3 separate regions of the Homo sapiens genome follow, and all the other regions are linked to region 2. Evidence: read pairs that join two places in POLR2A ChIA-PET (ENCODE). Cell type or tissue: Caco-2. All regions are shown on one strand. Each heading gives the region's core, and the rest is flanking DNA. Links, peaks and the distances in the headings are about the cores only.

Evidence for each region. ChIA-PET counts read pairs that join two places held together with the same protein. Peaks named below come from ENCODE experiments on the same cell type or tissue, not always from the same donor. Only the 100,000 strongest peaks of a DNase experiment are listed, where the experiment ranks them.
Region 1: POLR2A ChIA-PET joins it to region 2 with 7 read pairs; 4 of 35 experiments call an interaction of 5 or more read pairs at or near these places.
Region 3: POLR2A ChIA-PET joins it to region 2 with 5 read pairs; 18 of 35 experiments call an interaction of 5 or more read pairs at or near these places.

What each region holds. Positions count from the first base shown.
Region 1 is chr17:28,258,280-28,266,278 of GRCh38, forward strand. It overlaps LOC101926984 (leucine-rich repeat-containing protein 37A3), which reads right to left. Exons shown (of 1, transcript XR_001752821.1): 1 at 5,355-7,999. Among named protein-coding and RNA genes, the nearest start is that of TMEM97, 57 kb to the right of the region's middle. RefSeq lists an enhancer at 6,324-7,523. In Caco-2, for the core only: no CTCF peak of the experiment used is centred there; a DNase peak (open chromatin) is centred at 3,992.
Region 2 is chr17:28,380,656-28,388,654 of GRCh38, forward strand. It overlaps SARM1 (sterile alpha and TIR motif containing 1), which reads left to right. Exons shown (of 9, transcript NM_015077.4): 2 at 548-1,166; 3 at 3,702-3,914; 4 at 4,184-4,275; 5 at 4,385-4,620; 6 at 7,519-7,621; 7 at 7,695-7,884. Among named protein-coding and RNA genes, the nearest start is that of SARM1, 13 kb to the left of the region's middle. RefSeq lists an enhancer at 4,292-4,361. In Caco-2, for the core only: no CTCF peak of the experiment used is centred there; DNase peaks (open chromatin) are centred at 4,156, 4,546 and 4,959; H3K4me3 peaks cover 1,774 bases.
Region 3 is chr17:28,323,575-28,331,573 of GRCh38, forward strand. It overlaps TMEM97 (transmembrane protein 97), which reads left to right. Exons shown (of 3, transcript NM_014573.3): 2 at 1,929-2,073; 3 at 2,960-5,111. The coding sequence ends at 3,219. IFT20 (intraflagellar transport 20) reads right to left here. Exons shown (of 5, transcript NM_001267776.2): 3 at 6,869-6,954; 4 at 5,599-5,702; 5 at 4,752-5,159. The coding sequence ends at 5,078. Among named protein-coding and RNA genes, the nearest start is that of IFT20, 7.9 kb to the right of the region's middle. RefSeq lists an enhancer at 3,595-3,644. In Caco-2, for the core only: a CTCF peak has its summit at 4,362; a DNase peak (open chromatin) is centred at 4,947.

The DNA of each region.
Region 1 (7,999 bases), core at 2,457-4,956, 120 kb before region 2:
AAGCAAAGGTGGAAGCAGGGGATAGCTCTTAGAGCTCCTGCTTGGATGTGGCACTTGCCACTGTTGCTCAGGTGCCACTGGCCAAGGCAAGTCCTGTGGTCAAGCCAGGAGTGGTTAGAGAGGCCCACATCCCTCTGAGCCAAGGGCACAGCTCTCCTGTTTGAAGCCACCTGCCTTAGCCAGGATGTCTGGCTGGATGCCACACCCTCTCTGTATGCCCCAGAAGTCAGAAGCCTCACCAGAGGTTATGCAGCCTGGCCAGGCCCCAGGTACCCTCAGAAATCACCCGTAGATTCCAGTCCCATCATGGAGCATATCTCCGAAACCCCCAAGCAGAGGTAGGTGCTATTGGGCTCCCCCTGGCCCAGCCTGGAGTTGGGCTCCTCTCCCAGACACGGTGAGGGTAGTAACCTGTTAATCATTAATCTGGGGGCAAATCGGTTCATTTCCAGTCCACCAGTTCTACACCCAAACCCCTCCCTGCAGCCTGGCAGGAAACCCTCAGAGCTTGACCCTTGGCAGGTCCAGAGCAGAACAGGATGTCAAGCCCAGCTGAGGAGGCCACGCCTTGACTGGTTTCCAGTGTGGAGGGCAGCTTGGGGGCTGCAGAGCTACCTCGCCTTCAAACGCCCTCCTCCTCACCCTTCTGCTCACACAGTTCCCGTGTTTCAGAAACTAGACCTCCCTGGTAGCAGCTGATTGACTGACAGAGGGGAGAACAAGCAGGGAGTGATGGAAATTTTGGCCAATGAGGCTGCATATCCTTCAAGACCTGCCTCAAATGCCATTTTAATAGCTATTATTGTCATTATAGCTACATTCATATCATATGACATATGATATATAACACATTATTATTATTTTACTTAAGTTCTGGGATACATGTGCAGAACATGCAGGTTTGTTATATAGGTACACATGTGCCATGATGGTTTGCTGCACCCATCAACCCGTGATCTAGGTTTTAAGCTAAGCTGCATGCATTAGGTATTTGTCCTACTGCTCTCCCTCCCCTTGTCCCCCACCTCCCGACAAGCCCCAGTGTGTGATGTTACCCTCCCTGTGTCCTTGTGTTCTCATTGTTCAACTCCCACTTATGAGAACATGTGGTGTTTGGTTTTCTGTTCTGGTGTTAGTTTGCTGAGAATGATGGTTTCCAGCTTCATCCATGTCCCTGCAAAGGACATGAACTCATTCTTTTTTGTGGCTGCATATTATTATTAATTATTATTATTATTATTATTTTTGAGACAGAGTCTTGCTGTGTGGTCCAGGCTGGAGTGCAGTGGCGTGACCTCAGCTCACTGCAACTTCCGCTTCCCAGGTTCAAGCAATTCTCCTGCCTCAGCCTCCCAAGTAGCTAGGACTACAGGTCCCTGCCACCATGCCCAGCTGATTTTTGTATTTTTAGTAGAGATGGGGTTTCACTTTGTTGGCCAGGCTGGTCTCAAACTCCTGACCTCAAGTGATCTGCCCACCTCGGCCTCCCAAAGTGCTGGGATTACAGGTGTGAGCCACTGTGCCCAGCCCAAGCTGTGTTCTTGTCTGGGACTCCCCTATAGTGTGGAGTGAAGGCTCAAAGTTGGTTTGTCTAACTAAAGGCGTCATCCTTGATTATGACCTCTGACATCTGGAGAGTGCCAGAATTCCCTAGGCTGCCCTTGGGGGGCTTAGGGAACCTCGTCTCTATAAAAAAAATGTAATAATTAACCGGGCGTGGTGGTGTGCACCTGTGATCTTCTTCCTTTGCAGTACAAACTCTTATCGCTGCCTACTGGCCAATTGGCCAGGAACATGCACCCTGGTGTTTCAATCTCCAAACATTAACATTTTGCCTAACAACCAAACTATTCAGGTTCCTTTAGTAGTCCCTGTTTCCTCCTTCTCCACACACACCAGGCGGGCTGTACACTTCATTCTCTTTAGCAGGGGCAAAACATCTCTGCTACACTCAGCACCAGGATAGCTGGTTGGCCCTTTCTTAGGACCCCAAATTTTCCTCCTCATAATACTAACAATTGGCCCATGTGTACTCACTTCCTATCCCACTTTCTCTTCCAAAGGCTGAACTCCCTTGTCCAGGCAACACCCAGAAACACATTAATACCATCATTCTCTTCTGCCAAGTCCAATATCAGTGCCTCAAGGAAAACAGCTCTGGGTAGGGTGTGCTGGCTCACGCCTGTAATCCCAGCACTTTGGGAGGCCAAGGTGGGCAGATCACCTGAGGTCAGGAGTTCAAGACCAGCCTGGCCAACATGGTGAAACCCTGTCTCTACTAAAAATACAAAAATTTGCCAGGCATGGTGGTAGGTGCCTACAGGCTGGAGGCTGGAGAATTGCTTGAACCCAGGAGGCGGATGTTGCAGTGAGCCGAGATTGTGTCATTACATTCCAGCCTGGGCAACAAGGGCAAGACTCCATCTAAAAAAAAAAAAAAAAAAAAAAAGAAAGAAAACAATTGTGAAGTCAAACACCCACTGCTTCAAAACACAAACCTGAGTACAGCGCCCTATTCAGCAAGAAGCAGCCAGACAGTCAACAATGCCCCTCTTCCTTTTAAAGTAAAAGGCAAGAATGTTAGTCCAAACTGCACCATGTTGTAAGCTCCCTGCTATTTTGCAGATCTTGGTCAAAGTGAAACATTTCACAGGGGTTTGTGCTGTGAGAAACATCTTGCCTAACCACCTGACCACAAGGTGGACAAAGGCCCAACTAAAGAAATATCCCTATCATGTCTTGCTGGACAAAGATCCAAGGAACACCATGATGACATCCTGCTGGAACAAGGGCCAGAACAGCCACATCGTGGGAACGAATATCTCATCAATATCCTGCCGGGCAGCAAGCCATACTGCCCAGGCCACTCCCACCCATACCTATAAATTGCCCCAGCCTGTAAGCAGTGTAGGCTCTGGCATTAGGCTGGTCTTTTGTAGGTTTTATGCTGGATGTAAAGCCTGCATTTGCTGTTAAGCTGCCCTCTTTCTGTGTCTTTCTTTAGCCCTCACCTTCCCTTCAAAACCTAACAGCAGTAACATATAGTACAGTTCGTAGCTTAGGAGCTGTAGGCCATACCACATAGCCTAGGTGTGCTGTGGGCTATACCACCTGGGTTTGTGTAAGTATACGCTATGATGTTAGCACAAGGTGACATCACCTAATGACACATTTCTCAAGCTCCTCCTCATATGGCAAGCAATGCATGACTGTATATGAAAGCTCTTAAATAGGGATTAAGTTTCTAAATCTCTAAAAGAAAAAAGTCATTATTTACTGCATATGGACATTTTTTTTTTGAGATGGAGTTTCACTCTTGTTGTCAAAGCTGGAGTGCAATGGCAGGATCTTGGCTCACTGCAACTTCTGCCTCCCGGGTTCAAGCAATTCTTCTGCCTCAGCCTCCCATAGCTGTGATTACAGGCACCTGCCACCATGCTTGTTGTGGGAAGTCAGGGACCCCCCGAATGGAGGGACCTGCTGAAGCCGTGACAGAAGAACATAAATTGTGAAGATTTCATGGACATTTATTAGTTCCCCAAATTAATACTTTTACAATTTCTTATGCCTGTCTTTACTACAGTCTCTGAACATAAATTGTGAAAACTTCATGGACATTTATCACTCCCCCAATCAATACTCTTGTGATTTCCTGTGCCTGTCTTTAATCTCTTAATCCCATCATCTTCATAAGTTGAGGATGCCTGTCGCCTCAGGACCCTGTGATGGTTTCGTTAACTGCATAAATTGTTCGTAAAGCATGTGCATTTAAACAATATGAAGTCTGAGTACCTTGAAGAAAGAACAGGATAACAGCGATGTTCAGGGAACAAGGGAGATAACCATTAGATCTGACTGCCTGGGAGCCAGGCGGAACAGAGTCATATTTCTCTTCTTACAAAAGCAAATAAGAGAAATATTGCTGAATTCTTTTTCTCAGCAAGGAACAGCCCTGAGAAAAGAGAATGCATTCCTAGGGGGAGGTCTCTAAAATGGCCGCTCTGGGAATGTCTGTCTTATACAGTTGTGATAAGGGATGAAATATGCCCCGGTCTCCCCTAGCACCCCCAGGCCTATTAGGATAAGGAAATTCCTGCCTACTAAATTTTAGTCAGACTAGTTGTCTGCTCTCAAACGCTGTCTCCTGATAAGATGTTATCAATGACAATGTGTGCCCAGTGGGACATGAAACTTCATTAGCAATTTTAATTTCACCCTGGTCCTGTGATCTTGCTCTGCCCCCATTTGCCTTGTGATATCTTATTGCCTTGTGAAGCATGTGATTTCTGTGACCCACACCCTATTCATACACTCCCTCCCTTTTGAAATCCATAATAAAAACTCGCTGGTTTTGCAGCTTGGGCGGCATCACAGAACCCGCCGACATGTGATGTCTCCCCCGGACATCCAGCTTTAAAATTTCTCTCTTTTGTACTCCTTCCCTTTATTTCTCAGACCGGCTGACACTTAGGGAAAATAGAAAAGAACCTACGTTGAAATATTGGGGGCTGGTTCCCGCAATATCCACCCAGCTAATTTTTTGTATTTTTAGTAGAAACGGGGTTTCATCATGTTAGCCAGGCTGGTCTCAAACTCCTGACCTCATGTGATCTGCCCACCTCAGTCTCCCAAAGTGCTAGGATTGCAGGAGTGAGCCACCATGCCCGGCCAGAATTTTTTTTAAAACATTCATTTCAGTGGGAACTTAATTTGGGGCTAGCATGTTTTATTTAACTTTCACCCCAAAGTTGCAAAGTGTTTCGAGGTTTTTCTCTGTAAAATAATTATTTTAATTCAATTTAAATAAAACCCATCAAGGAAACTTTAACCTTTAAGAAATCTAGCTTCCCATGAAATGTGAGAGGAAGTCAGCACTGATTTCAGAAATCTGATTATAACAGTAGATCTACCCCTTGATGAAGTGAGTCTTGGAATCCCTTCCATTTAAAACCATTAATCTGCAACATATGCCTATTCTAGGCACTGGAATAAGATGAAGCACCTGCTTGGCGTTCACATGCTATTGATTGTGCCAGACAATGAGCAATAAAATAGGTAAGAATGGCAGTGGGGGAAGTCAGCTGGGTTCTAGTTACAGCCGCATTTCAGGAAATTGTTTAATATGCTGACTTTAACAACCTAAACCTCTTGTCCATGTGTGCACACAGGGTAGACCTCTGAAGAGTGGCGCTGTAATTTCTATGGTAACGGCTGTGTTAAGTCAAGGCAGGAAGACAGTTCAGCCTCCTCGCAGGCTAGTAGTGCAAAGGGCTCTTCACTCGGATTAAAGCCTTCTCTCCCAGACTGAATTGCCCCCCCCACTGTGAACCCCCTAAACTTGAGACAGGTCTCAGTTAATTTAGAAAGTTTATTTTGCCAAGGTTGAGGATGCACCAATGACAGCCTCAGGGAAGTCTTGACAAAATATGTCCAAGGTTGTCAGGCACAGCTTGGTTTCATACATTTAGGGAGACATCATGAGACATCAGTCAATATATGTTAAGAAGTACATTGCTTCATCTGGAAAGACAGGACAACTTGAAGCAAAGGCAGGAAGACTGAAGTGGGAAGGAAGCTTCCAGGTCACAGATGGCTGTTACACAAATGGTTCCATTCTTTTGAGTTTCTGATCAGCCTTTCCAAAGGAGGCAAATCAGATAAGCATCTATCTGATTGGGCAAAGGAGTGACTTTGAATAGAATGGGAGGCAGGTTTGCCCTAAGCAGTTCCCGGCTTGAGTTTTCCTTCGTGATTTTGGGGACCACAGATATTTTCCTTTCACATTTCCCCCCTTTTCTTTTTAAAAATCTGTTGGAGAAAGCATTTTACAAGAAAATGAGTCTCTGGTCTCAGGTTTCATTTGATCTCTCATGGCGAGGACAGTTTATTCCTTGATGGGTAGGTCCCAAAAGCTCATTTTTAGCAGGTTGTTAAGTCTCATGTCCTGCGAAGAGAAAATAGTGGGAGGAAGAGAGAGAAAACAACAACAAACAAAAGAACAATCCGGGAAACATTTGATATAGGCCTCATTACTCTGAAGTCTATGCATCAGTAGGCAGGTATGAAAGTGGTTTATGTATGTAAATAGGTTGCTGTTATTTTCTTCTGAAGTTTAAGTTGTCTGGCTTCAGTTCACAGGATTTTAAGAAAGCACAGCTTAGTTTTCAGTGACTCCAAATTAGGAAAAATGGAAAAAAGAAGGAAAAAAAAATTTAAAAATTATTTTGGAGACTTGTAATAAAAAAAAATTAGAATTTGGTCCAAACTGTAGAAAGTAATCCAAATTGAAAAAAAATTAGGCAAGACTAGAATCTAACACAGATATATAATCATTTGGAAACATAAGTTTTTCTCCAGTTTCCCATTTTACTAAAGACAAATCATGGTAGGAATAGTAAACTTATTATATTGGTCTATATATTTGTATACATTGCATCAATAATAATAATTTTTTTTACATAGGCTTTTAAATTGGCTTTGATGTAACTTTGTTCCATAAGAGAAATCTTGGATAAGACACACCCACCTCTTCTGCCTCAGGAACTGACTGAGACTTTGATGAGACTTTGATTCCATTTGTAGGCACAGATTCAGCTGGAGACCTGCCCCTGGAGCCAGAGAAATCTTGGATAAGACACACCCATCTCTTCTGCCTCAGGAACTGAGACTTTGATGAGACTTTGTTTGCATTGGAGACCTGCCCCTGGAGCCAGAGAAATCTTGGATAAGACACACCCATCTCTTCTGCCTCAGGAACTGAGACTTTGATGAGACTTTGATTGCATTCGTAGGCACAGATTCAGCTGGAGACCTGCCCCTGGAGCCAGAGAAATCTTGGATAAGACACACCCATCTCTTCTGCCTCAGGAACTGACTGAGACTTTGATGAGACTTTGATTCCATTTGTAGGCACAGATTCAGCTGGAGACCTGCCCCTGGAGCCAGAGAAATCTTGGATAAGACACACCCATCTCTTCTGCCTCAGGAACTGACTGAGATTTTGATGAGACTTTGATTCCATTCGTAGGCACACATTCAGCTGGAGACCTGCCCCCGGAGCCAGAGCAATTTGCTGCTGCACATCAGGATCTGTATGACAAGCTGACTCAGCAAGAAACGTTCCTAGAAGTGGTTCCAATGCAAGACTAGGACCAGAACCAGGCCCTAGCTTAGCTTTTCACCTCAAAAGTAGGTTGAAAATGTAGACCAGGATCTGTATGACAAGCTGACTCAGCAAGAAACGTTCCTAGAAGTGGTTCCAATGCTAGACAGGGACCAGAACCAGGCCCTAGCTTAGCTTTTTGTTTGGACTCCGGTGAAGGCCCCAAGATGGCGACAGGCAACCATCTTGGCCACCCTGACTCAGCATTAGCGGGTTCATCTTCCCCCCGTTCCCGCCATCCCGGCAAGAACGTGAGCCCGCTAAGGCGTGTCACACTCAGGAAAATAAAACCTAACTAACTCCGCCCTTGCCCCACCCCGAATCCGCCCCTAACTCACCTAGTGTCCATATAAGCCTGCTGCACCTCCAACACAGTGCGACTTCCCCGGCCCTCCCCTGCGGACCAGTGAACCTCGTCCAAGAGCTTAATAAAGGAACTTTTGCATTCTTTGCCCTGCCTCTCGACCCTTTTTGTCTATGGAACCCTTCCATTGCCTTTCACTTTTCACCTCAAAAGCAAGGTTCTAAATGTAGACCAGAATCTGTATGACAAGCTGACTCAGCAAGAAACGTTCCTAGAAGTGGTTCCAATGCTAGACTGGGACCAGAGCCAGGACCTAGCTGAGCTTTTCACCTCAAAAGTAAGGTTCAAAATGTAGACCAGGATCTGTATGACAAGCTGACTCAGCAAGAAACGTTCCTAGAAGTGGTTCCAATGCTAGACTGGGAGCAGAACCAGGCCCTAGCTTAGCTTTTTGTTTGGACTCTGGTGAAGGCCCCAAGATGGCGACAGGCAACCATCTTGGCCACCCTGACTCAGCATTTCTGGGTTCATCT
Region 2 (7,999 bases), core at 2,690-5,189:
AAAAGGCAAGGCTAAGAGTGGTGTGCTTCAAGTGACACTTCAAATTAGGACAAGTTAATATTTGTTGAGTTTTTACCATGTGCCAGGCATTGTGCCAAGCACTCTATAAGGCTTATCTCATTAGTCCTGATAATAATCCTATGAGGCAGGTATTTCTATTTTCTATTTATGAGATAAGGAAAGCAAGGTAGAGAGATAAAGGAAGCTGCCCAAAGGTCTCCTTTATCCCAGTTAGAAAACGGGCTGAGAAGAAACCAGGACCCAGGGGATCTGCTCCTGAGCTGAGGCTCTTAGCCACCACACATACTGCCTCTCAAGGGGAGGAGGGAGGGGGAGAACGGCTATGGCCAGAATAGAGCACCCTTAGAATCCGAGAAGTGGGGTCCTCCCAGGGGAGGAGATGAGGGTGGGGAGCAGGGAGGGGAATGCTCTCCCCTATATGAGGCCGGTGAGGCCCAGAGAGGGTTAGTGACCAGGCCCCAAACGGGCAAGCCAAGCTCCCCAAGCTGCGGCAATTCCACTGTCCCCTTCCACTTTCACTGGGCAGAGACCGCGTGGCGCGCATTGGGCTGGGCGTGATCCTGAACCTGGCGAAGGAACGCGAACCCGTAGAGCTGGCGCGGAGCGTGGCAGGCATCTTGGAGCACATGTTCAAGCATTCGGAGGAGACATGCCAGAGGCTGGTGGCGGCCGGCGGCCTGGACGCGGTGCTGTATTGGTGCCGCCGCACGGACCCCGCGCTGCTGCGCCACTGCGCGCTGGCGCTGGGCAACTGCGCGCTGCACGGGGGCCAGGCGGTGCAGCGACGCATGGTAGAGAAGCGCGCAGCCGAGTGGCTCTTCCCGCTCGCCTTCTCCAAGGAGGACGAGCTGCTTCGGCTGCACGCCTGCCTCGCAGTAGCGGTGTTGGCGACTAACAAGGAGGTGGAGCGCGAGGTGGAGCGCTCGGGCACGCTGGCGCTCGTGGAGCCGCTTGTGGCCTCGCTGGACCCTGGCCGCTTCGCCCGCTGTCTGGTGGACGCCAGCGACACAAGCCAGGGCCGCGGGCCCGACGACCTGCAGCGCCTCGTGCCGTTGCTCGACTCTAACCGCTTGGAGGCGCAGTGCATCGGGGCTTTCTACCTCTGCGCCGAGGCTGCCATCAAGAGCCTGCAAGGCAAGACCAAGGTGGGTGCAGATGTGGGGTTGGGTGGATCAGGGGTTAGAGAGCCTTTGGGAAGGTTTCCCAGAGGAAGTCACATTCAACCGGGTCTTGAAATACACATCAGAATTAGATGAAGCAAGACAAAGGAGGAGCGGGCCAGTCATTTTGGCGTTGAAGGCAAACCCGAAGTTTGGACTTGGTTTTGGGGGCAAGAGGAAGACACTAAGAAGCTTTTAAGCAAGGGGACACTTGTGTTTTACAAAGATCATCCTAGCTGCTGTGTGGAAAGGGGCTTGGCAAGGGTGAGGACGGAGGCAAGGCAACCCAATAAAAAACTATGACTTGCAGGGGTGGGCGTTGGGGGAAGGGGGAGACAGCGATGCCAGTGGCAGAGAGCAGATTCAAGAGATGTTTAAGAGATGGAGTTAGCACTTGGTGGCTGGGAGAAGGAGAAAGAGGAGCTGAGGATGACTCCTGGCCCTGAACATAGGCAATGAATAAAGTGAACTGGGTGAGAGACAAGTGGAAGTGGGGAAGGGGAAGAAAGTGACTTCTGCAGGACATATGGAGTTTGAGATGCCTGAGAGATGCCCAGCTGGGGAGCTTCAGTGGGTAGTGTAGCCTTTTGAGTCTGGAGTCAAGATGGCTGTTAGAGACAGAGGCTTGCGGCTTGGGACAGGACATCAGTGTGTCAGCCAGATAACCCCCATCGGAGTCCCAAGGGGTCCTCATGTCCAGGGCCTAATCCACCAGTGACCTTTGCCCACTGCTTTAACTTGCTGTGTGACCTTGAGCACCTGGCTTCCCCTCTCTAGGCCTCTATCTGGGCCTCATTTTTATCTTCTGGAAAATTCAGTAAATTGGACCACAGCAGCAGTTCTTACCCTAGATGTGGGATAGTTTTAGCACCACAAGTTTGTGGATTGTACTTTTTGGAAACAGAGATCTACTATATTGCCTAGGCTGGCATCAAACTCTCAGGCTCCAAGCGATCCTCTCTGCCTCAGCCTCCCAAGTAGCTGGGACTACAAGCACGCACCACAATCCCCCAGCTGGGCTTTGTTTTTAAAATGTTACAGGTTGAAGATTCTCCCTACAATATCACTCTCTCTTCTTTGCATTTTTTTGTGGAGGCTTGGAGGTTGGTGATAGCTGGTGCACAGAGATGTGGTGCATACCCCATGACCCACCTTGTCTGTACCCCAGCTGTCATCTGGGGGTGCTCAAAGGAGTGTGTCTTACAGATGATTGTCACCCATCATGTATGTCCCTGCAGATCAAAAAGAGACTGCTGGCTGGGTGAGGTGGTTCATGCCTGTAATCCCAGCACTTTGGGAGGCCGAGGCAGGTGGATCACTTGAGGTCAGGAGTTCAAGACCAGCCTGGACAACATGGTGAAACTCTGTCCCTACTAAAAATACAAAAATTAGCTGGGCATGGTGGCAGGTGCCTGTAATCCCAGCTACTCGGGAGGCTGAGGCAGAAGAATCACAGGAACCTGGGAGGCAGAGGTTACAGTGAGCTGGAATCGCACCACTGCACTCCAGCCTGGGCTACAAAGTGAGGCTCCATCTCAAAAAAGAAAAAGAAAAAGGAGACTGCTATGTTAGGGGGGTCTCTGGGGCCTCTTTCAACATCCAGTGTTCTAGGAACTTCTGATTCTTCTCTCTGCACTCCAGAGCTGGGTCAGGGAGGACCTGCTCTACAAGGCAGGTCATTTTGCTTAGGGAAAAGGGTCTTAAAGGAAGTAGGGAGTGAGGACCCCAAGGATTGGATCTGGGCCGCAACCATGATCACCAGCCTGTCACCCCTTTCCCATCGAGGCCAAGTGAGTGTAGTTCAACAAAGACATCTCGAGTCCCACTCTGTGTCCTTCATCGTGCCAGATGCAGGTTTCCAGTAGTGACTAAGACATGTCCTCAGCTTATACTCCAGTGGAAGTTGCATCGTCAACCAGTGACAGTGGCATTCAGAGTGTGGTATAAGACCTCATTGGAGGTGTGGGCCAGGATGTGGGGGAATCAAAGCAGGCTGCATGAAGGAGGTGCTAATCAATTTGGATTCTGGTGGATGAGTAGGATTTCCGTGGAGTGGGAGGATTCCCATGAGCAGACTGGAAGAACTAAGGGTTTGGAAACATAGTGGGCCAAGACCCAGAGGTGTGAAAGCCTTGGAATGTGTGCATGTGCGTGTGTGTGTGAAGTGTAAGTTAGTGGAAGGTGAGGTGAACTGGGAGTGATGGGCAGCTGCACTGTGCCCTGCCTGGCGCTATGCTGAGAGCTCAACTTTATTCCAGGGCCGGTGGATGCTGTAGAAGGGATATAAAGGAGGGATAGGCCCCTCCGCCCCCAACCCATCCGAGTCAGGACCTGGTCAAGAATTGAGAGAACTTCAGGAGGGGGAATCCGCAGGACCCCATGACTTAGTGGCTGAAGGTGGGGCCAGGGCAGATGGAGAGACTTTGGGTTGTGAGAAGAGACAAGGAGAGGGACTGGGCACGTGTGGGAGCACCTGGAGAGCTGGTGGGACCTACAGCCCTCTCCCCACTCCCTCCCTAGGTGTTCAGCGACATCGGCGCCATCCAGAGCCTGAAACGCCTGGTTTCCTACTCTACCAATGGCACTAAGTCGGCGCTGGCCAAGCGCGCGCTGCGCCTGCTGGGCGAGGAGGTGCCACGGCCCATCCTGCCCTCCGTGCCCAGCTGGAAGGAGGCCGAGGTTCAGACGTGGCTGCAGCAGATCGGTTTCTCCAAGTACTGCGAGAGCTTCCGGGTAGAGTCGCGTGGGATACGCCTCCCCCGAGTCAGAGCGGGCGCCCTGTGCACAGGGACTGCGTTCCCTCCCCGCCTCGCAATCCCGCGGCGCCAGGGTCGCTTTTGGGGGCGGGGAGCCTGTACGCAGCCACCGTTAGGGTCACTCGGCTCTGATCTAGGTCCCATCCGCCTCCTCCACGCCATCTCCAGTTCCTTCCCTTGCATCTTGTGCTCGAGGTCCAAGGGCGGAGTAGCGAAGCCCTTCCTGACACCCGACTCCTCCCCCAGGAGCAGCAGGTGGATGGCGACCTGCTTCTGCGGCTCACGGAGGAGGAACTCCAGACCGACCTGGGCATGAAATCGGGCATCACCCGCAAGAGGTACGGAGCCTCCTGCCCGCCGGACCCCAGCTAGGTCTAAATAAGCTCCCCCTCCGCCCACAGCCCGTCCGAGTCTGGACCTCAGCGTCTTCTCCTCCGTGGGGTGCAGGTTCTTTAGGGAGCTCACGGAGCTCAAGACCTTCGCCAACTATTCTACGTGCGACCGCAGCAACCTGGCGGACTGGCTGGGCAGCCTGGACCCGCGCTTCCGCCAGTACACCTACGGCCTGGTCAGCTGCGGCCTGGACCGCTCCCTGCTGCACCGCGTGTCTGAGCAGCAGCTGCTGGAAGACTGCGGCATCCACCTGGGCGTGCACCGCGCCCGCATCCTCACGGCGGCCAGAGGTCAGCCCGCTCACCCGGGACCCCGCCCCAGCCCCAGCCCCAGCCACGGCCCTGGAATGGTGAGGGGAGACACGGGGTGGAGCCTTCCAGCCTCGCCGTGGATTGATTGAGCACAAACGTGGGTCACACTGGGCTCTGAGGATGTAAAGATGAATACGTTGCACTTTACCTCAAGAAGTTCCCAGTCTGAGGTGGGTAGGCGGTGGGAGGAAGGAGGCTATTAAACAGGCAAGCGGCCCCGGCAGGAAGCTACCCAGGTCTCCAGTGGGAGCACAGAGGAAGCCCAGCCCACCCCATCCACCCAGGTCTAGATTTCAGAGAGGACAGGATGCCTGACCATGTCTTGAGAGGTGCACTGGCGGGGAGGGGTGGCAACAGGAAGGGCAGCCCAGGCAGAGGCAGCGGCCTATGGAGAGTCCATGCAGTGGGGTGTAGGCGGGAAGGGTGTGCGTATGTGTGTTATCCTATTGGCCAACAGCTTACAAAATTTGGGTCTAGAGGTGGTTTAGAGTGAATTCTAGGCCTCTAGCCACCCTCCTTATTTACTAATTTATTTTTACTTACTAATTTACTACTTAGCTAATCTTTATTGTCAATTACAAGGTACTCTGTTTGGTTTTTAAGATATTATCCCATCAGTCTCTATATTGATTCTATGCAATGAGTGTTCAGTTTTTAAAATCAACCTTAAAGAACTCTTGAAAGAATAAAAAGAGGAGTAAGTGTCCAGTTTGAGGGCCGGGCACCGTGGCTCATGCCTGTAATTCTAGGACTTTGGGAGGCCAAGGCAGGCGGATCGCTCAAGTCCAGGAGTTTGAGACCAACCTGGGCAACATGGTGAAAGCCCATCTCCACTAAAAGCACAAAAAAATACAAAAAATTAGCTAGGTGTGGTGGCGCATACCTGTAGTCCCAGCTACTTGGGAGGCTGAGGTGGGAGGATCACCTGAGCCCAGGAAGTTAAGGCCGCAGTGAACTGTGATCAGGTCACTACACTCCATCCAGCCTAGGCAGCAGGAGTGAGACCCTATCTCAAAAAAGAAAAAAAGTATCAGTTTGAGGAGTTTTGAAAGACATCTGTGTGACCCCCCACCCCCACCATCATCATTAAAGATATAGAATATTTCCATCATGGGTGTTCCTTTTAAAGATAATGAAACTAACATTTAAAGAATTCAAATACATTTCCCACAGTCATAAAAGTCATTAGATGGCAAAACTGGGACTTGAGCCCTTGTCTTTCTGCTTCATAAACAAACAAATGTTGTCTATGAGGGTTATGTCTAAATATTATAAGAAGATGAATTCTTTTCATTTTATCCTTTCATTCAGCAATTACAGACTAAGCACCCACAAGACACAAGGGACTGAGCTTTGGCTGCATTCTTATGCTTCAACCAAAGCAGGTTGGCTTTTATTATTTTTACATTGCAGCTCCCATTAAAACTTCAAGATTTCATTTTTATTATAATTAATTAATTTGAGACAAGGTCTCATTCTGTCACCTAGGCTGGAGTGCAGTGGCGCAATCACAACCCACTGAAGCCTCAACCTCCCGGGCTCAAGTGATTCTCCCACCTCACCTCCCAAGTAGCTGGGACCACAGGTGCGCAACACCACACCCAGCTAATTTTTTTATTTTTTGTGGAGACAGGGTTTCACTATGTTGCCCAGGCTGTTCTCAAACTCCTGGCCTCAAGCAATCTTCCCAACTTAGCCTCCCAAAGTGTTGAGATTACGGGCGTGGGCCACCGCACCCAGCGCAAGATTTCATTTTTAAACAACAGGAAAATCCTAGGGCAAAAATAGCTTACAAAAAATAGTTTGTATAGTGAGTAGGGAGCCATGCATAGTTTTTAAGTGGGAGGAATGACATGCTCAGATTTGGATTTTAGAAAGATGTTCTGGTAGCTGTGGCAAATGGACTACACTGGGCAATTCTTTTCTTTTCTTTTCTTTTCTTTTTTTTTTTTTTTAGTCAGAGTCTCACTCTGTCGCCCAGGCTAGAGTGCGGTGGTGCATTCTTGGCTCACTGCAACCTCTGCCTCCTGGGTTCAAGTGATTCTCGTGCCTCAGCCTCCCAAGTAGCTAGATTACAGACATGTGCCACCATGCCTGGATAATTTTTTGTAAAGACAGGGTTTCACCATATTGGCCAGGCTGGTCTCGAACTCCTGGCCTCAAGTGATCCACCCACCTTGGCCCCCCACAGTGCTGGGATTACAGGTGTGGGCCACTGCCCTGGCCTAGACTGGGCAATTCTAGCTGGGTTTGGGGAGGCCATTGAGGAGGCTGGCATTGGAAACCTGAGCCAGGGAAGGGCCCGGAGGCTGGAGTCCAGTATGTTTAGTAGGTAGAATCCTCAGAATGCGGTGCCTGGCGCTTAGTACTGAGCGTGGCTCCAGAGGAGCAGAGTGCTGTCTGTTTTACTCACTGCTGAATCTCAAGCACTGAAGACAGTCCTGGCACACAGCAAGTGCTTAGGATGTATTTGTTGAATAAATTAAATGGGAGGCAGGAGTTGAGGCTGATACCCAGGTGTCTGGCTTTGGTGGGAAATAGGGAAGAAGGAATGAGGGGGAGATTTGGGGTGTGTTGAATTTGGAGTGATTGTGGGCAGCTGGCTGTTCAGGTCTGGAGTTCCAGAGAGAGGTCAGGGCTGGAAGTGCATGCATATCAATGTCCCTAGAACACAGTGCCTGCCTCCTAAGAGGAACCCAACAATAACATGACCTTCCTCCTGGAGGCCCCATTTCTCCTTTTTGGGGCAGGCCACCCTCCCCAGGCTGGGCTGAGAGGGCTTGGTGGACTGGGGACTAAGTCCACAAGGGATGATATACCTGACAGTGAGTGATGCGGAGGGGCCACCTTCACCATGCTGCCTATTGCCCACTTCAGAAATGCTACACTCCCCGCTGCCCTGTACTGGTGGCAAACCCAGTGGGGACACTCCAGATGTCTTCATCAGCTACCGCCGGAACTCAGGTTCCCAGCTGGCCAGGTGAGGAGGGGCGGGCGGGCAGCGACGGGGCGTGGGGACAAGGCTGTGGCACTGACACAGGACTTACTTGCAGTCTCCTGAAGGTGCACCTGCAGCTGCATGGCTTCAGTGTCTTCATTGATGTGGAGAAGCTGGAAGCAGGCAAGTTCGAGGACAAACTCATCCAGAGTGTCATGGGTGCCCGCAACTTTGTGTTGGTGCTATCACCTGGAGCACTGGACAAGTGCATGCAAGACCATGACTGCAAGGATTGGGTGCATAAGGTAGGTGCCTGCCTATGCTTCTGCGGTCCCAGCATTGGCCTGTGGTCCAGAAGATAGGGTCGTCTTCTATTCCTTCTTGTCTGCACATCCCGGCACACTTAGCCCTGAAGCACCT
Region 3 (7,999 bases), core at 3,701-6,200, 56 kb before region 2:
TTTTAGTAGAGACGAGGTTTCACCATGTTGGCCAGGCTGGTCTCAAACTCCTGACCTCAGGTGATCCACCCGCCTTGACCTCCCAAAGTGCTGGGATTATAGGCATGAGCCACCGGGCCTGGCCCAGAATGCCTCTTAAATTTTGCAGTCAGGCCGGGTGCAGTGGCTCACACCTGTAATCCCAGCACTTTGGGAGGCTGAAGCGAGGATCGCTTGTGCCCAGGAGTTCGAAACCAGCCTGGGCAATGTGGCAAAACCCCGTCTCTACAGAAAATTAGCTGGGCTTGGTGGCGCATACCTGTAGTCCCAGCTACTGGGGAAGCTGAGGTGACAGAATCATCTGAGCCCGGGATGTTGAGGCTGCAGTGGGCCGAGATCAAATCACCACACTCCACCAGCCTGGGCAACAGAGACTGTCTCAAAAAAAATAATAATAATTTTATAGTCAATCTTTTAAAGCAGGTAGTGTCATCCAGTATTTTTAAAAATCTAAAAAGCAAAAAAGGGATCTTAAGAAAACATCTAGTCCAAGTTGCTCATTTTACAGATGAGGAAGTAGAACCCTGGAGAGGGACAGTGACTTAGCCTTTGTGTTTCTTATCAATTCAATCCTATTCAAACCACATTCCCATCCAGAAAAGTGCTTAGAAGGAAGCGAAGGGCATTGCTATGAATTTCAATTTCAAATTAAGTACAAATTTGGATATCCTTTGGTCAATAAATTGGTTATCTAGCCAAAGCCTTTCTGAAATTAATAATATGCTAACAGGATATTTGTTTCTGGATGTTTGCTTAAAGTGCTCTTGCAGCAGTGGGGCTTCTATTTCACAATAGCGAGGCTTTATCTTTTGATTAAAAATTAACAGGAAAAATATTCTTGGATTTTCCATTGTAAGTAAGATAAATTCTTACCCTGGAGTTGCCTTTATTAATCATAATATCAAGACTTATTTGTCTTTGAAGGCCTGTGTGTCAGGGCAGCGCCACATCTAGGAGGTTAAATGTGACAAACGTTTAGTAGTCCACATAGAGCCAAGAGCACTAGGCTTTGGGCTCCTATAAAAGCCCAAGATGGGAAGCCTTAAACTCTGCTTCTTTTCTCTGCCTGTAGCCAGGTCAGCATGGATCCGCATCCTTTTTATTTGACAAGGTAATTACAAGCGTGGGGCCCAAGCTAGAACTGAGACGCTAAAACCCTGCATAACCAAGAAGCTACTAGGTAGTTTGTAGTTTGGGGCAGAGTTTGTTCTTCCACTAAAATCCTGTCTCCTAAAATAAACCAAAAATTAGAATTAGGGGAGTTAAGGAACTTGTTTGTCATATTGGAATTAAAGTGTCCAAAATTACATCGCCACAGAGGTTAGATTTACTTCCCCTTTCACTCCCACCCCCACCCCGCAAAAAGAAGAGGGAAATTCAATTCATTTCTGCATTTGAGGGAATCTGGCCTTTGGAGGAGTTTGGTGTGTAGTTGCCATTACAAAAGGGAAAGTGTCAGGATGGTTTTCATGTGTATTTGTTTTTTTAAACAAAGAATGATATTGTTGACAGAAATGTCACATTTGTTCATTCAGCGAACACCCTGAGTGCCTACCAAGTGCCAGATACTTATTGTTGCTCCTGACAGTGGCCAACACACCTGGATGTGTTATCTTGGAATTATGAACAGATTCTGGGTAACACAAAGAAGGGGCTGGAAGAGTTGAGAAAATTTCAGAGAAGGGAACATTTGAGTTAGGGATAGTAAGTTTTTATTAAATGACCACCTAGGCTGTGTCACAAAAGCCAGCTGGACATGCCATCTGCTGCCGGGGTAGTGGGGGGTGGCTAATTAATGACAGGCTCCTCCAGTGTATTTTCAAATGAGCTAGCGCCGAGCCTGTTGAGGGCAAGTGGCTGTAATTCATCATGATCGTTTTCTTTTTCAGTTTAGAAACCTGCTGAAGTGGTATGCTAAGGAGTTCAAAGACCCACTGCTACAGGAGCCCCCAGCCTGGTTTAAGTCCTTTCTGTTTTGCGAGCTTGTGTTTCAGCTGCCTTTCTTTCCCATTGCAACGTATGCCTTCCTCAAAGGTTGGTAAATGGTGGGAAAATCCCATTTTTACTCAGAAATCAGGTCCCAGAAATCTTTTGGGAAAGTATCTCCAAAGGGAAGGGGATGGTCCCCATAGTTTGTGGGAGAATGCTACAGGATCTGGGGTAAATAGCCAGGGTAGATCTTGTAAAGGGACATTAGTGTGGCTCAGGCTCATGTCTGTGGTCAGCAGGCCTGCACGGCTGCCTCAGTCGTCTGGAAATCCCTTGCATACACATGAAGCCTGAGACCACTTAAACAATGAGCTTGTTCCCTTTTGTTTTGTTCCCCAACAGAATTAATTTCTCTTTTTGTTGGCTTTTATTTCTCTGCGTTGGATAGTATCATACTGACTTATAAGCTGTAGCATCAGGCTAATCCCTAATGTGCTTCTCATTTTAAAATTATTCTTAGTGTTCTCATATAATCAATGCTTTTTTAAAAAGGTGACCATACACGTGTACTTGATAAGCTAAAACCACTGAAAATGCTCGTTTCCCATTGGCACCCCCTGGGGTCACTGAATCTGCCTTCTGATCCTCTCACCTATATATAATTACTGAACAAACAGATGCCATGGGGCAGGGATTTCCCTCCCCTTGGATTTTGTACCACACAGGTTTAACCGGTAATGGCAGTTTTATTGCCCTAGAGCTTTTCCGAGTTATGTTCTGACCCCCATTCTTGGTTCTTTGGCGAGCTGTCGGTGAGCTGTCACGTAAGTCTGCATGTTGGGCAGTGTGGCACATCCAGGTTTCCAGTTCCGAGTTTCCACTTGGAGAAGGGAGTAGAAGAAAGCAGGCAGGCAGAGACAGTGGGAAGGTCATGGACACCTTTGAGTCATGAACAGACCTAACCATTTTTCTTTTCCCCTGACTACCTCAGGAAGCTGCAAGTGGATTCGAACTCCTGCAATCATCTACTCTGTTCACACCATGACAACCTTAATTCCGATACTCTCCACATTTCTGTTTGAGGATTTCTCCAAAGCCAGTGGTTTCAAGGGACAAAGACCTGAGACTTTGCATGAACGGTTAACCCTTGTGTCTGTCTATGCCCCCTACTTACTCATCCCATTCATACTTTTAATTTTCATGTTGCGGAGCCCCTACTACAAGTATGAAGAGAAAAGAAAAAAAAAATGAAGGAAACAACCACTGGCCCAGGGTAGAGATGCCTACAGGGTGGTTGCTTGTTGGATACAATACAAGGAACACTGCTCAGAACCCACGTCTTCAGCAGCATTTGAAACACTGGCAGCAATGCACAAGAGCAAGATGGTGTCAGGAACCATGTCAAACCCTCACCTTCTTCCATTTTTTTTTTTTTTTTAAGACAGTCTCACTCTGTTGCCCAGGCTGGAGTAAAGGGCAGTGGCATGATCTCGGCTCACTGCAACCTCCGCCTCCTGGGCTCAAGCCATCTTCCTTAGCCTCCCAAGTAGCTAGAACTACAGGTGTGTACCAACACGTATGGCTAATTTGTTTTGTTTTTTTTGTGTGTGTGGAGACAGGGTTTTGCCATGTTGCCCAGGTTGGTCTCGAACGCCTAGGCTCAAGTGATCTGCCCACCTCAGTCTCCCTAAGTGCTGGGATTACAGACGTGAACCACTGGGCCCAGCCCAAACCTTCACCTTCTAAGGGCACTGGGATGAACAGACCGATCGGCTTGAGGGTGGGCAAAGGGGTGTGGGCTAGGTTATAAGGAAGTGGTACCAAATAACTGTGTGCCTGAGTTCCACCGCAAGATTACTAAAAGCAGGACCAGACCAGAAACTGCTAAAGAACATGGCCTGTTTGACATGTTCATGAGTCACCTGACCCACAGCATATATGCTTATGACTAAACCCTCCACTCCTGATTCTCAAGAGTGTATCACCTGTCAGCAAAATGAATAGTGGGATATTTTGGGCCATTTTAAATGTGAAATTTTGCCTCTTTAATGTTAATTCAAAACTATATCAATGTTTTCTTGTTCCCACCTCTAACCCAAGGAAAAAAGAGAAAACATACTATGCAAAGGAAGTTTAAACTTAAGTTTTCCTTAAGGGTCAGCCCAACAATGACTTTCAGTCAAATGGATTAAACTGGAAAATGTTTTTGTTTCTGTTGTAAACAGATCATCCTAGGCGAAAGTTTTTTTTGTTTGTTTGCTTTTAAATTAGTTTATTTCTAAATCTTAGTCTTCCACATTTCTAGAGGCCACCTGACACAAGTCCCTGTATCTGAAGTCTAGCATCTCAAGGCTGATCTGGAAGTGTGCTAGTATGCTCCCTAGTGGATAACTTAATCTTTTAATACAGTTCCGTCATTCCCATCTTGTTTTCAGAAGAGAAGGTGGCTACAGCCAGGCATAACATATCCACTGTGTGCATAGAGGGTCTCTTCACGTTGATGCTTGGCATTCCATCAGCTTTCTCTAAGTCTTTGCTCAAGTTCAACCTTAAAATGATGTTAGACAACAGGTCCCAGTCAGTTCCCTCTATTTTCACCCATTTTGCTCACAAGCCATATTGGCCCGATTAGTGGTACTGTCTGACTCACGTGTGTGATCCAAATAAAGGTAGCTGCTGACCACTGCCTGGTTTGTTTTGTGGACTAGGGGATAGAGAATCCAGGGTTCTCTCATGAGGAGTTAAACATATTTCAAGAGCAACAGGAAAAAAGGTACATCAAGCCATTTGAAAACAAAAATTTATTGCTTCTCCTTCCAAAGCTTTGTGAATTTACAAAAAAAAGGATGAAAGTTTACAAACTGCTTAGTTCCAACTAAGCATAAGAGGTGAGAACGTACACTGCAGGGCCACCAGCAGCAGCTGTGCACTGATGTTAAAACTGGCTCCCCCAGACTTGTAGTGCTGTCTTCAGGGGGCTGCATTCCTTACACGCCACCTCTTGTGACATAGGTCATTGGTCAAGCCGCTGGAATGCTACAGAGGTTTTTTTGGTTTTGAGAGGCTTTTTTTTGTTTTGCCTTCCTACTATAAAAGCGAAATTTTCAGTTCATTTCTGAAAAATAAATTGGTCAATAAATTCATTTTGTTCTGCTTCTACTTTACACAAAGCTTCATATTCAACCCGATACCTGAAAAACAAAATTGTTAGAGGCCCTGAAAAAAAGATGAAGTAAACCACAGACCTAATTCTTCTAGAGAAGGATATAGAGGTTTAAATGATTTCAAGAAATGGTGTGAGTTCAGAATGAAGAAAGAAAGAGGCAAAGCCCTACCCAGAGCCACCCATGAGAAATCTCCAGCCCTAGGAAAGTCTTCTTTCAGAGAGCCAGCCAACTTCGTGGACCCTTTCATGCTCAAACTACTAGAGGTGGTTTGATATTAACAAGTTTTCTATTTCCTTCCCATCAAATGTAATTTTATTTTTTAAAATCTTCAAATCAGGATGACAAGTGAGATGCTATTCCTGGGAAAACAATGATGAAGAATAAGGACAAGAAGTGATCATTCCAGAAGGAAGAGTGGAAATTCAGCTGTGTAAAGAACTTGCTTTACATCATGACTTCTTACCTTTCTAGCTGCATTTTCTTTTCTGCTATTAGGGCTTGAAGTTGCTGCTGTTGAGCTTCTCTCTGCTTTGCTATAGATTTGAGCAAGTTCCGAGCACCGATGGCCTACAGTATTGCCAGAGAAGGCCATGGCTTCATTAAAACCATCTACAGCATCAAGTCCTCAAAGTGGGGAGGGGTTATCTGGGAGCTGTGTCAGTCTTCAGAGAGGAAAAGAAAGTGGAGCCCCAAAGCTTTTGGGTTAAGTCAGAAGGATTAACCTACTGATCACAAAGTGCCTCAAGAACTAGACGGCAGCTTTGAGGCAGGTCTAGGAGTATTCCTAGAGCCAGGGACACAGGCACAATAGCACATTTGGTGGTGCCATTCAGCCTTGTGCCTTTCACCAATCATACTATGTAAGCCTTCATTTCTTCATTTATAAAATGAGGATAAGACCATCTACATCAGTGCTGATATGAAGATGAAACGAGGCCAGGTGTGGTGGCTCACACCTGCAATCCCAGCACTTTGGGAGGCCAAGGTAGGCAGTTCACTTGAGGCCAGGAGTTTGCAACCAGCCTGGCCAACATGGTGAAACCCCATCTTTACTAAAAATACAAAAAAATGGCCGGGCGCAGTCACTCACGCCTTAATCCCAGCACTTTGGGAGGCTGAGGCGGGCGGATCACCTAAGGTTGGGAGTTTGAGACCAGCCTGACCAACATGGAGAAACCCTGTCTCTACTAAAAATACAAAATTAGCCAGGCATGGTGGCACATGCCTGTAATCCCAGCTACTCGGGAGGCTGAGGCAGGAGAATCGCTTGAACCCAGGAGGCGGAGGTTGCAGTGAGCCAAGATCGCACCATTGCACTCCAGCCTGGGCAACGAGAGAAAACTCCGTCTCAAAAAAAAAAAAAAAAATACAAAAACCTCAGCTGGGTGTGGTGGCACACACCTGTAGTCCCACCTACTCGGGAGGGTGAGGTGGGAGAATCGCTTGAATCTGAGAGGCAGAGCTTGCAGTGAGCCGAGATTGCACCAGTGCACTCCAGCCTGGGTGACACAGCAAGACTCTGTCTCAAAAAAAAAAAAAAAATAAAGATTAAAGGAAATAAAGATTGGCAAAAGTTCAGTAGGTTAAGTGGACCAGAAGTTATTAAAATCTTAAATAAAAATTCACCCACCCAGCCCTCTACCCCTCTAAATAAATCAAGAGGGAAGAGGGATGAGAGGGTAGTGAACTAGGGTCCCAGGCCAAGATGTAGGCGGAAGACATGCTGATCTTACCTTCATCTTTTCATTTTCTGCTTCTTTTGCAAGTTGATCAACAAGCTCAATTAAACCACCAACTATTTTCTGAAACTGGCCAATTTCTTTTAGGAAAAGAACAAAAAATAAAATATTTCCTTAGTATCATCACTCCCCTTCGGTAGAGTGCTAAGGCAGTGAGAGGGCAGAGCGGACTGCCCCTTCTAATTTGTGTTAAAATAGTTCGGTGTGGGCCAGGCGTGGTGGAGAGCAACTGTAGTCCCAGCTACTCAGGGGGCTGAGGTGGGAGGATCACTTGAACCCAGGAGTTAGAGGATGTGTGATCATGCCTGTGAACTGCCACTGCATTCCAGCCTGGGGAACATAGCAAGACCCTGTCGCTTAAACACTTTGGTGCCTGTTGGCCTGTCTCCTACCCTTGGTCTGAACCTAGAGAAGGGTGGCCAGCTGGACCAGGGCATACTCGGACCTTGCATCCCCACTGAGCCAGCCAGCCGCTATGACCTCCGGCTATGAAAGCACTAGGCCCTTGCTGGGCTCATTCTCCAGACAGACCCCAACCCTGCTTCCCCAGGAGTGACAGGAAGCACTGTTGTTCACAAAAGGGCAGCCTCAGGACACAAGCGCTGCCTCTGGACTAGCTACAGGTATGACACCAGATTTCAATTAACAGTGGGGATGGGGGCTTCCCACTTGTAACCACAAAAAAGCAAGCTCACAGCATTAAGTGCCTAATCTCCCACTCACTTTCTCCAATGTCCTGGATGTGACAATTTACTGAGGGGAAACTAAGGCCCAGAGAGGTGTGTGCATGGCACAGCAATCACAGGTTAGTGACAGAACCCAAGCTACCTTTCACTAACCAAGCTCTCTCCACAACCTAGGAAACCCCCCAGAAAGCTCAGAAGTCCCTTGTTCTAGCTAGATCTGGCTCTGTACGGGCATTGGGCTTGCTTGGCTGCTGGGACAGGAGGCTTCCTGAAGATTTCCAGCCAAAAGATGACTTCAGTAAGTCTGTTGAGCTGCTTCTAGAAACTTCACCTATCACTTCTAACTCCAAATAACAGAGAACCTGCCCCTGAGAAGACTTTCTCTGAAGAAATCAAATCATGAGTACATAATTCTATTTCCCACACCCAAGCCATGGTT